2 separate regions of the Mus musculus genome follow, and region 2 is linked to region 1. The links are chromatin loops, found by intact Hi-C in ENCODE. Cell type or tissue: heart. All regions are shown on one strand. Links, peaks and the distances in the headings refer to the core of each region. The heading gives the core; the rest is flanking DNA.

Region 1 (5,373 bases), core at 143-5,142:
ACTGATCCTTAGCCAGGGGCTCTCTTCTGTTGGCAGGTACTATCTTACTAGGTTTTCAATTTTCTCTGACTACAGTGGCCAAGATCCTCTGGAGGTTCCTTTCCTGTTTCTTCTCTCCTTTGAGTTCTCTAGCTTCCTGTTCCTTCTGCCTTCTCTCCTCCTTCTTTTCTTCTGACTCTTGGTTATGATAAGCCTTCTCAGCTACTTGCACTAGTTCCTTTAGAGACTTGTCTTACAATCCCTCAAGTTTCTGCAACTTCTTCCTAATATCTCTGCTAGATTGGTCAATAAAGGCAACAGTAACTGTTGCCTTATGCTCTTCACTGCTAGGATCATAGTGGGTAAACTGGCGAAAGGCCTCCATGAGTCTCTCTAGGAAGGCAGAGGGAGACTCATTCAGCCCCTGTACCACTTCCCTTACCTTAGTCAAATTGGTGGGGCAGTGTGCTGACCCTTTGAGACCTGCCATCAGAGCCTGGCGGTGGACCTTCAGGTGCTCCCTACCTTTAGGGGTGTTGAAGTCCCAGTTCGGTCTGGTCAATGGGAAGCCTGCATCAATATTCCCTGGCAGGAGGGAAGGGCGCCCACCTGACCCCGGGACATGTATCCTAGCCTCAAGGATTCGCTGCTTTTCCTCTGTGGTAAAGAGAACCTGAAGCAGTTGCTGACTATCTTCCCATGTGGGCTGATGGGAGAAGTGATTCAATTAAGTTAATTAGACCTTGTGGATTCTCAGAAAATGAGGGGTTATGAGTTTTCCAGTTATATAAGTCATTGGAGGAAAACGGCCAATACTGAAAGGCTGATGACCTTGTTCATCCGGGGACCATAGGCCGGGAGGGGCAGAATATGGGCACCCTCAGGAGTTGCCTCCACTGTCTCTGAGTCTCCTGAGCAGGTCCCTCTGACCTGGGGAGGGAGGAGGATGGCGAGTCCCCCTGATTCTCCAGGCGGAATGGGCGGGGCCAAAGGCCCTGCAGCTTGAGCTGCATGAGGAGAGAGAGAGAGAGAGAGAGAGAGAGAGAGAGAGAGAGAGAGAGAGAGAGAGAGGATAAAGGGGAGGGAGATAAAGAAGAAGATCAGTATCCGTGGTGGGGAGAACATCTTTCTTGGGCCTATCCTGAAGGGCGAAGATTGGCACAGCCATTGGTCCTGAAGAGGAACCGGGCGAACACAAGGAGGGGGATCGGTGACTAAATCTTCCCACACTATGATATATGGGACCTGATTAGGGTGGCTCTTCGAGCCAGCACCAAAAATGCACCTCTTGACGGACAATATAAGAGGCAGTGAGAAAGAACCCTCAGGAGGCCATCCAATCTGAAAGGTGGGCCACTCTGACGAGCAAAAAGTAAACCATTTATTTTTCTTCACATTTACTGAGAGATTGTGAGCTCTAGTCTTAACCTCCCTCCAATGTTCTAGAGTAAAACTCGGAGGGGTGGAAGGTCAGTGTCCCATTCTGTCCAAAAATAACGTCAGTCCCAGTCCACACACAAAAAGAAAAACAGAAAGTAAAATACCAACGCGCCCCTGCCACGAGCGCCACAGAAGATACACTGAATAACTTGGTAGTGGTCTCTTTGCCACTGACCCCCAGATGAAGTCGAGCCCTCCCGGATCTCGCGGATCGGATCCGACTTCCCACTCTGAGAGTCTGGAGCGTCCTCCAGGACTCTTCGTTACCGCAGCGTTAAGGTCGCTTCTGGCAACCCCCGGCAGACAACTCCTTTGCAAACCGAAACCAAACTGACTTGCAGCCGACTCAAAATAGAGGGAACAGACGGAATAGACGCGCGGAATAGACGCACGCCAAGGGCGGACACAAAGAGACACAGCCGCGGTACCTGCTCGAACAATCCTCCGGTCTCCTGTCACTGGACCCGCCAGCAGGACGATTCCCGGTCAATGCACCAAATGTAAGACCCGTCTAACGCCCATTTTGTGCTTCTTAAAGTCTCACAGTACAAGAATTTTTTTTTTTCCTTCAAGCAAATGTGCGGAACTTGTCCCAGTCTTTTTCGCGGGGTGGGGTTTGGGGGAGGGGCGGTGCTCGTCTTCCGGTCCCGCCAAGTACTCGAGGGTTGATTTTACTTCGCGGGCTCCCATTGGGCGGTATAGCGTTGGCCTCGTACGATGATTGGCTGTTTCCTTTTCCGGTCTGGCTGTGTGATTGGCTGACTGGGAACCGAGGGGCGGGAGGCGCGAATTCATCTGTGTGGCGCTGCGGAGTGCAGCCTGGAGAGGGAGGAGTGGCTGTACCTTGGTACCTGGCAGCGTCGGAACAGCCGGTGAGGGAGGACTTTCGTACTCGCGAGCTTTCCTTGTAGGTCGGCTCCGCGTTGCCTTCTGTCAAACGTCAGCCGTTCCTTTTCTCTGGGAGCGGGAGCCAGCCGTGGGCAAATGGAAAGGAGGGCGCGGGGAGGGGACGGGCTCCTGCAGGCTGGCGCCGGCGGGCTCTCGGGCTCTATGGTGTGGCTCCCCGTGGACATGTGAGAACTAGGAGCTTGGGGAAGGAAAGCTGAGGGCCAGGGAGCCTGTCCTTACATTCTGTGAACGCAGGCTGGAGGTAGCCCCAGCTTCCGCGGTACTTCTGGAAGGGCTACAGATTTGTTAACCCGCCCCCCCCCCCCCCTTCTCTTAAAGAGACAGGGTCTCACCCTCCAGCTCTGGCTGGGCTGGAACTCGGAGTGCAGACCTGGCTGCCCTCGATCGATCGTACAGAGATCCACCAGAGATTGTTGGGGGCCAGAAGAATTGCGCCACCACATCCGGAAGTGTGATTGTCTGATGAGTTTTGAGAGGAATGTTGCCACAGCTTCAGGCATAGATTGCCATCTCGATTAATTTTAGTAACACAATATTGAGTTTTTGCTTCAGAATAAGCTGTTAGAGTCCATTAAACCTCAGAGGTTTACAGATAAAAATCAGTGATTGGATACTTTTTCTAACAATATCTTTTATTTATTCTTTGATAGTTTATGCATATATACAAAGTATCTTGACCTATCCCCAGTACATCCTTCACACTGCTTCGGGACCCCTTCACACGCCCCTCCCACCCAATGAGTCCAATTAGTACTGCCTGATGGGATGTTGACAGGTCTCCTTGGCTTGATTTTATGCAGGTCTTGTCTGACAGAACAATATTTAGAAATGAAAAATAACTTAAGAGTGGTGGGTTTTTTGGAGCACAGAAGCTGTGGTTAAAGTTATTGACTTCATGACCTGTTGTACCTTCTGTCTTAACCATCTCCATTCACAGACTGAGTTTACCAGATTTTCTCACCACTGTCGAAATTCTTCAGTCAATAAAAGTGTCTGGGAGGTTAGGTGATGCAAACAGTGGGATTTAAATCTATTTTGTTTCAATTATAATCTCCTGATTTCAGAATTACTGAGCTGACTCAGCAGGTAAAGGACTCAACCGAGCTAGCAGTGTTTAATTCCTGAGACCCACATGGTGAGAGGAGGGAACCTATTCTGTCTCCAGAACACTGTCTTCTCACTTCCACACACGTGTCATGCCATGCGGGTTCTCCTCCCCCAGTAAACTAAAAGATGATTTAAAAAAAATTAAGTGAATTTCTGTGGAAAGATACTTTCTCCCTTACAACAATTTTTAAAGTTAGATATTATTGCAGAAAAGAATTTTAGACTTACAGGTGAAAAATGTTAAGTCATAGATACAACCTGTGCTTCCTGCCCATTCATCTGCCTTTTCCTTCTAACTGGGAGAGTGTGAAAAGGGCAAACAGGAATGTACAGAATAAGAGGAAACAGTGAGGCTATGGAATAGCAGAGCTGCTTCAGAAATCTGTTGTATCTATAAGTTGAATATATGTAATCAAACTTGTTATAGGAGCTTGTGTTTCATCTGCCATGTACAGTATGTTTTTACATTATTTAACTTTTACAGCAGTCTTATAAGGCTTGTTTCTGTTAGGACTCCTATTCTGTACCTGAGGACATGGAGTTCTAGAAAAGTGACTTGCCTTACATCATAACTAATACATCATGGAGTGCCAGTCTAGACTGGTCAGACTCTAGTACGTATGTGCTCTTGACCCTGAGATTTATTTATAAGGATAAGATTTTTTTTTATTTCTATTACTTTTATATATGTGCTTATTAATTCCAGTTTTTATTATCAGACTTCAGCTCTATTGCTAGGTGTCTGGTTTTCTTTGAATGACATTATTTCGATATGTAAACTGTAATCCTTTTTATATTTGTGAGTGTATGTGTGGATGGCTATGCCAGGTAAATGCAGGTTATTGCAGAAGCCAGATAAGGTTGTGGGAGTCCTTGGAGCTGGAGTTACAGGCATTTGTAAGGTGCCTGATGTGGGCTCTGGGAATCCATCTCGCCAACCCTTCTACTGATTTTATTGTTTCTGTTGTAGTGAAGCACCTAAAGTAGAGAAGAAGGCAGAATGTCCTCAGTGTTGTCTGACTACACCATCGGTGGGGTGAAGATCCACTTTCCCTGTAGAGCGTATCCAGCACAGCTTGCGATGATGAATTCTGTAAGTCTTTTACAGCAGCTGAGTCTTTACCAAGAGGCTGTGGCTTGTGATTCCAAGTATACATTGAATTTGTGACTATTCACAGGTATAAAATGATGGCTAGGATTTGTTGGATTCATCTGGAAGAGCACCTAAGTTCTAGGAAAGTGATATGATAACTCTTAAGCTGTGTATGTTTAGGTTAGGATGTAGCAAGAACATCTGAAAAACAGTTTCAGCTCCTTTAGAATTTTGATTTTTATTCTTCATTTCTACTACCTTTATATTTCTATTCAAAGTCATTATAACCCCTTCTACTAGCAGTATCTCTCATCGAGTTTTTCTCATAGATATTTATAGGTATTAGTATTGCAGGCTTTTGTTTGTTTGCTTATCTGTGTTTTTAGATTATTTCTATGTGTATGAGTGTTTTGCCTGCATGTGTATCTGTGCAACTTATGTGTGCCTGAGGCCTGACGGGCCTAGAATAGGGCATCAGATCTCCTGGAACTGGAGTTACAGGTGGTTGTAAGCTACCACGTGGTGCTGGGAATTGAACCTGGGTCTTCTTCATGAGTAACAGCTGCTCTTAAGTGCTAAACCACCTCTCTAGCACTTATCATAGTTCCTTAGAAACTACTTGTGCTTGTATAATTAAATATAAGTTGCTTTTTAAAATTCTCATGCTTGACATGTTTATAAAACCAGCAGACTGTTCAGAAGAAATGTAAAGGAATAAAGTCTTAAATTTAATACAATTCTCTAGTTCTTCCCGCGCTGTAACTGTGTTTCCTGGGGTGCATCCTGACTCTTCTGTGCTGTTCTAGTCGTGGTCCTGTTCCGTGGAGAGAGATCTAATAAAGTAA
Region 2 (5,373 bases), core at 222-5,221, 57 kb before region 1:
GCTGAGTTTATTTTCTGAGATTTTCCCTCTCTGAGAGCCTTAGAAATATTTTAAAAATTTTTTGTAAGCTAAGTGGTAGTAGTACAGGGCTTTTATCACAGCACTCTGTCATGGACACACAGAAAAAAACTGTCTTGAAGAAAAAAATTTAAAAGAAATGATCAGTCAAGCTGGGTGGTGGAGGCACACACCTTTAGTCCCGCACTTGGGAGGCAGAGAGACGTGGAGCTCTTTGAGTTCAAGGGTAGTCTGGTCTTCTGAGTTTTAGGATAGCCAGGGCTACACACACACACACACACACACACACACACACAAATCCTGTCTTGGTTGGTAATTCGTTGAAGGATGCTCAATTTTTTTTTTTTGTTTTTAAATATTCATTTATTTCCTTTTTCTGAGTTTAGGTGTTTTGCCTGCATATTCTGTGTACAATATGTCTTCAGTGCCCATAGAGGCCAGAAGAGAGTTTTGGAAATGTAATTACAGACTGTTAGCTGCCTTGTGAACTCTGGTCCTCTGGAAGATCAGCTAGTGCTCTTAACCATTAAGCCATCTCTCTGGCTCCAGAAATACTTTTTTTTTTCTTTTCTTTCTAGACAGGGTTTCTCTGTGTAACTCTGGCTTTCCTGGAACTCACTCTGTAGAACAGGTTGGCCTTGAACTCAGGAAATCTGCCTACCTCTGCCTCCCAAGTGCTGGGTTGAAAGGCGCCACATTTGCTCAGAAATATTTAATAAGCAAGCCAAGCCAAGCCAAGCCAAGCCAAGCAAGCAAGGAAACAAGCAAACAAGGAAAAACTATTGTGTGTGTGTCCTGCAGAGGCCAGAAGAGGGTGTCAAACCCCTTGGAGTTTTGGAGCCACAAGTATAGGTACTGGGAACTGAACTCAGGTCCTCTGAAGAGCAGAATTTTTTTTTTTAAAGATTTCTTTATTATTATATCTAAGTACATTGTAGCTGTCTTCAGACACCTAGAAGAGGGCATCAGATCTCATTATGGATGGTTGTGAGCCACCATGTGGTTGCTGGGATTTAAACTCAGGACCTTCGGAAGAGCAGTCAGTGCTCTTAACCGCTGAGCCATCTCTCCAGCCCAAAAGCTGCATTTTAATAAAATAGTTCAGAGGCTTGACAGATGGCACAGCATGCCAGGTGTTGGTCGCTGAGCCAGATGACATGAATTCAAGTCCCAGGACATACATGGTGGAAGGAGAAAATGAGCTTCCATGAGTTATTCTTTTTTCTCACAAGTAAACACATGCACAAATGTCACACACACACACACACACACACACACACACACACACACACACACACACAAACGCGCGCGCGCGCGCGCAAGGTCATGCAAACCTTGGGTGAACCAGGAACAACAACCACAACAAAAAACGTAAGCTGGTGAAGATGGCACAATCCTATAATTCCACAATTTGAAAGGCTGAAGCAGAAGTTCAGAGCAGCCTGGACTACATAGTGTGGCGCTGTCTCCAGAACATTTATTATGAGATAAATAGACTTGCAATTTTTAAGATGGTGAGACTTTAGTTTTGATTTTCTTTCACAAGTGCCACATATAATATTGAGAAGGTTCCACTGAATTCGTTCCTAAAATTCACTCTTGAATAGGATTTTTGTAACCTCGAGACCCGAGAAAGCTACCAAACATAGAGCCTCTAGTATGAGCCCTGGGCAGACAGAGGGGTTGTGTCAAGTACCAGTCATCCTTGTCTACATAATGAACTCCAGGCCAACAAGGACCACATATACCTTGTCTGAAAAACAAAACCAACCTCGAATGCAAGCCGGAAGTGGTAGCATGCGCTTATAATTTGGGTACACACCATAAAACTAAATAATGAAAAGTTATTACACTTTGGCCTTAGTGTATAGACTTATGATTAATTACTTTTTTTTTTTTTTTTCGACACATGGTTTCTCTGTGTAGCCCTGGCTGTCCTGGAACTCACTCTGTAGACCAAGCTGGCCTCGAACTCAGAGATCCGCCTGCCTCTGCCTCCCAAGTGCTGGGATTAAAGGCGTGCGCCACCACTGCCCGGCTTCATTACTTTTAAAATTCCCCTACACACAGGTCTTGGGATTCTAGAACTTTCTAGACCGCACCGGCAGGGGTTTAAAGGAGGCTGCAATCGGGTTCCATTAGGCAAATTTCTGTGGAGGAACAGAGCGGACAACTTTTGCCATTTAATACATTATTGTTATTTAAATGTCGCGATAATTGGTTCGGGGGTCGGGATTTCGCTCTGACCGTTTAGGAACTCATCTGACAAGGTTCCAAGAGAAAAGCTCTGGAAAACAAGAAAGTGTAACACTCCACGCTTTCGGAAGCGGGGAGGGCGGTGACGGAGGAAGGGGCGGGCCTGCGCATGCGCAGAGCGGCCCTAAGCTGGCTTTTCTTATCGCCGCCGACGTCTTCTCAGTGCTGTACGGTGGCCGGCGCGTGCCAGAAGCTTGGGATGAATGGAGGTGCAGGGTGCAGGTTGAACTAAGTCTCTGCTTTCCCCTCTCTCCTGGTTGCTTCTCCCTTTTTTTTCCCTTTCCTTTTTACTTTTTTTTTTTTTTTTGCAGTGTCCCCATTCTGATTCTCGCTCTGTCGACGGCACTGTTGGTGCCAGCGTCAGAGTTCTTGGTGCCTGAGTCGACTCCGGGCATTGCCGGGGTTTGGGGATCTGGATAATCACCTAGGCCCAACTTCGGACCGCGCTCTCCATTTCTGCCTCGTCTGGCTCTCGGAGGCGGAATCCGAGTGGGTCCCTTGAGGCTGGAGGGTTGATCTTAAGGTATGAAGCGTCGGCTTCTCGGGCCCAAGTGCCGCTTTGTCTGAAGTCCGCCTGACTCTTCGCAGCCCGGGTCACTCGATTCTCATTGCTGCCTGGCAGAGACCCCTGAGTCCTGTCACCTCTGCCTTGAGCTTACTCTACTGTTAAAAGACCAGCGCTTACTATTGAAACAGCAGCATTTCTGCCTACGATTCTTTGTCCACAGCTCTGCTAGGGAGTAGGTCTTAAGACTGAGTGGTCTCTGTTAACTGTTCCATGTCACCTCTCTTTTCTGCTACCTTTTGAAAATTTACTCAAAACCACAGTGCCCAAGTGAGACTCTCTTTAACTCCTTCAGCTGACTGTACATACACATCTACCTCTATAACAATAGGGGTACGGAATAGCGTTGTGGCTTTCAGAACCATGCCTCTGACATTACTTTTGGCCCGTGAGATGATTTACCAGTGTTTCCATGTAGTTGGGAGGTAGAAAGAGAAGCCCAACTGATATTTATATTTATCTGGTAGGCTTGTAAAATGAAAGAGATCTGGCTGCAGCCGTTCATTTTCTCTCCATATTTCATGGAACTCATGTAATGGGCATAATGAGGGAAGTCTTGGCTGTGTTCAGGGTAGGAGGGTTCACTGGGACACAAAGTATTAGAGCAAATGATCTCTAAATTGAGAAGAAACATTAATCTGCAGTTTTCCTTCTTATCTTCCAGATGTCAGTAGAAACATAGAGACAGAAACCTGAGCTTTAATTGTGCCAACAACATTGCCAATGCAAGGACCTACTAAGTATTTAGTATACTTTGTTAGATTTTAAAGAAGGTTGTCATATATGTGGGAAGTAGATACCGATTTTCATTTTGTTGTTTTGGACTCCTTAGGATCGAGAGCGATGACGCCCGAGGGTACAGGCCTGCAGTTTGTCAGCCCTTTTGCTTTTGAAGCTATGCAGAAGGTGGATGTTGTCCGCCTGGCGTCCTTAAGTGATCCGGAATTAAGACTCCTCTTGCCCTGCCTGGTGAGGATGGCACTTTGTGCTCCTGCTGACCAGAGCCAAAGTTGGGCACAGGATAAGAAACTTATACTTCGCCTCCTGTCTGGAGTGGAAGCTGTCAACTCCATTGTTGCACTGTTGTCTGTGGACTTCCACGCTCTAGAACAAGATGCCAGCAAAGAACAGCAGCTTAGGTAAAGTTCACTTGTGTGTTAGGACTTGGGAGTTACTTGATATTCCAGAGGAGGGGGTTGTAATGATGCTCAGGTCTGTCAGAGCTCCCCCAGCAAAGGGAGAGTAATGTCTGAGAAGCATTTGACAGAGGTCTTTTCTAGTTAAATTCCTAAGAGCTGCTTTCTGTGTTATAAAATGTTGCTCAGAGAAGATTAGCTACATATTAGGTCAGTTACTCTGAGTGGGGACTGAGGAGGAGAAAGTCTTCTAGAGTGGAAGGTTTTATGGGAATGACTGAGCTTTTAAAATTACGTTGCTCCCCACTCCCCCCCCCCCAGACTCCAGGCTGGTTTTGTATCCTTTCATGTCCCTTGTGTATCTGAAAGCTATTGTTACTGAAGTCTGTGGCAATTACTAATTTACAGTTTCTGAGCTCTTGCAATATATAGACAAACAGTGTTTCGGAGGAATGGAAACCATTTACAATGAGTGGATTATTGCAGGAAAGGATTGCCTTGCCAGTGTCTTAATGTGTTTCCCATGTTTGGACTTCACTAGGCATAAACTTGGAGGAGGCAGTGGAGAGAGCATCCTGGTATCACAGCTTCAGCATGGGCTGACACTAGAGTTTGAACACAGTGATTCCCCTCGTCGATTGCGGCTTGTGCTGAGTGAATTGTTGGCAATTATGAACAAGGTGCTTTAAAAAAAACCTCCCTTTTCTTTTTTCTTTTTTTTTTTTTTGCATTTTTTTTTCGAGACAGGGTTTCTCTGTGTAGCCCTGGCTGTTCTGGAACTCACTCTGTAGACCAGGCTGGCCTCGAACTCAGAAATCCGCCTGCCTCTGCCTCCAGAGTGCTGGGATTAAAGGCATGTACCACCACGCCCAAAAACTCCCTTTTCATCTCACAATATCCATGACTTAATATTTACATCTAGAAAATAGTAAAAAGGGCTGGTGAGATGGCTCAGTGGGTAAGAGCACCCGACTGCTCTTCCGAAGGTCCAGAGTTCAAATCCCAGCAACCACATGGTGGCTCACAACCATCCTTAATGCAATCTGATGCCCTCTTCTGGAGTATCTGAGGACAGCTACAGTGTACTTACATATAAATAAATAAATAAATAAATAAAAAAAAAAAAGAAAATAGTAAAAAAATATCAGCAAGAAGGCAGGCAGGTTACATGTTCTGCTAGTATTTCTGTTTGATTTGTGTTCTTTCAAAGACTGAAGTGATTTATTTTTTATTTTTAGAGATAGAGTTTCTCTGTATAGTTCTGACTTTCCTATAGCCCAGGTTGGCCAGATCCACCTGCCTCTGCTATCCAGTACTGGGATTAAAGGTGTGTGCCACTACACCCAACTATTCAGTATTTTTTTTTTTTCCAGACAGGGTTTCTCTGTGTAGCCCTGG

The links. Hi-C counts contacts between places; a loop is a spot of excess contacts. Peaks named below come from ENCODE experiments on the same cell type or tissue, not always from the same donor. Only the 100,000 strongest peaks of a DNase experiment are listed, where the experiment ranks them.
Region 2: it touches region 1 in a loop (2.2-fold over the local background); 1 of 42 quality-filtered maps calls a loop at or near these places.

What each region holds. Positions count from the first base shown.
Region 1 is chr11:86,198,027-86,203,399 of GRCm38, reverse strand. It overlaps Brip1 (BRCA1 interacting protein C-terminal helicase 1), which reads left to right and starts at 2,207. Exons shown (of 20, transcript NM_178309.2): 1 at 2,207-2,291; 2 at 4,406-4,528. The coding sequence starts at 4,436. It overlaps Brip1os (BRCA1 interacting protein C-terminal helicase 1, opposite strand), which reads right to left and starts at 2,040. Exons shown (of 7, transcript NR_130959.1): 1 at 1,848-2,040. In heart, for the core only: a CTCF peak has its summit at 2,223; DNase peaks (open chromatin) are centred at 919 and 2,119; H3K4me3 peaks cover 3,246 bases; H3K27ac peaks cover 2,245 bases.
Region 2 is chr11:86,254,628-86,260,000 of GRCm38, reverse strand. It overlaps Ints2 (integrator complex subunit 2), which reads left to right and starts at 2,407. Exons shown (of 25, transcript NM_027421.3): 1 at 2,407-2,797; 2 at 3,672-3,978; 3 at 4,517-4,655. The coding sequence starts at 3,683. The region is part of intron 2 of Brip1os (BRCA1 interacting protein C-terminal helicase 1, opposite strand); the gene reads right to left. In heart, for the core only: no CTCF peak of the experiment used is centred there; a DNase peak (open chromatin) is centred at 2,390; H3K4me3 peaks cover 1,762 bases; H3K27ac peaks cover 1,376 bases.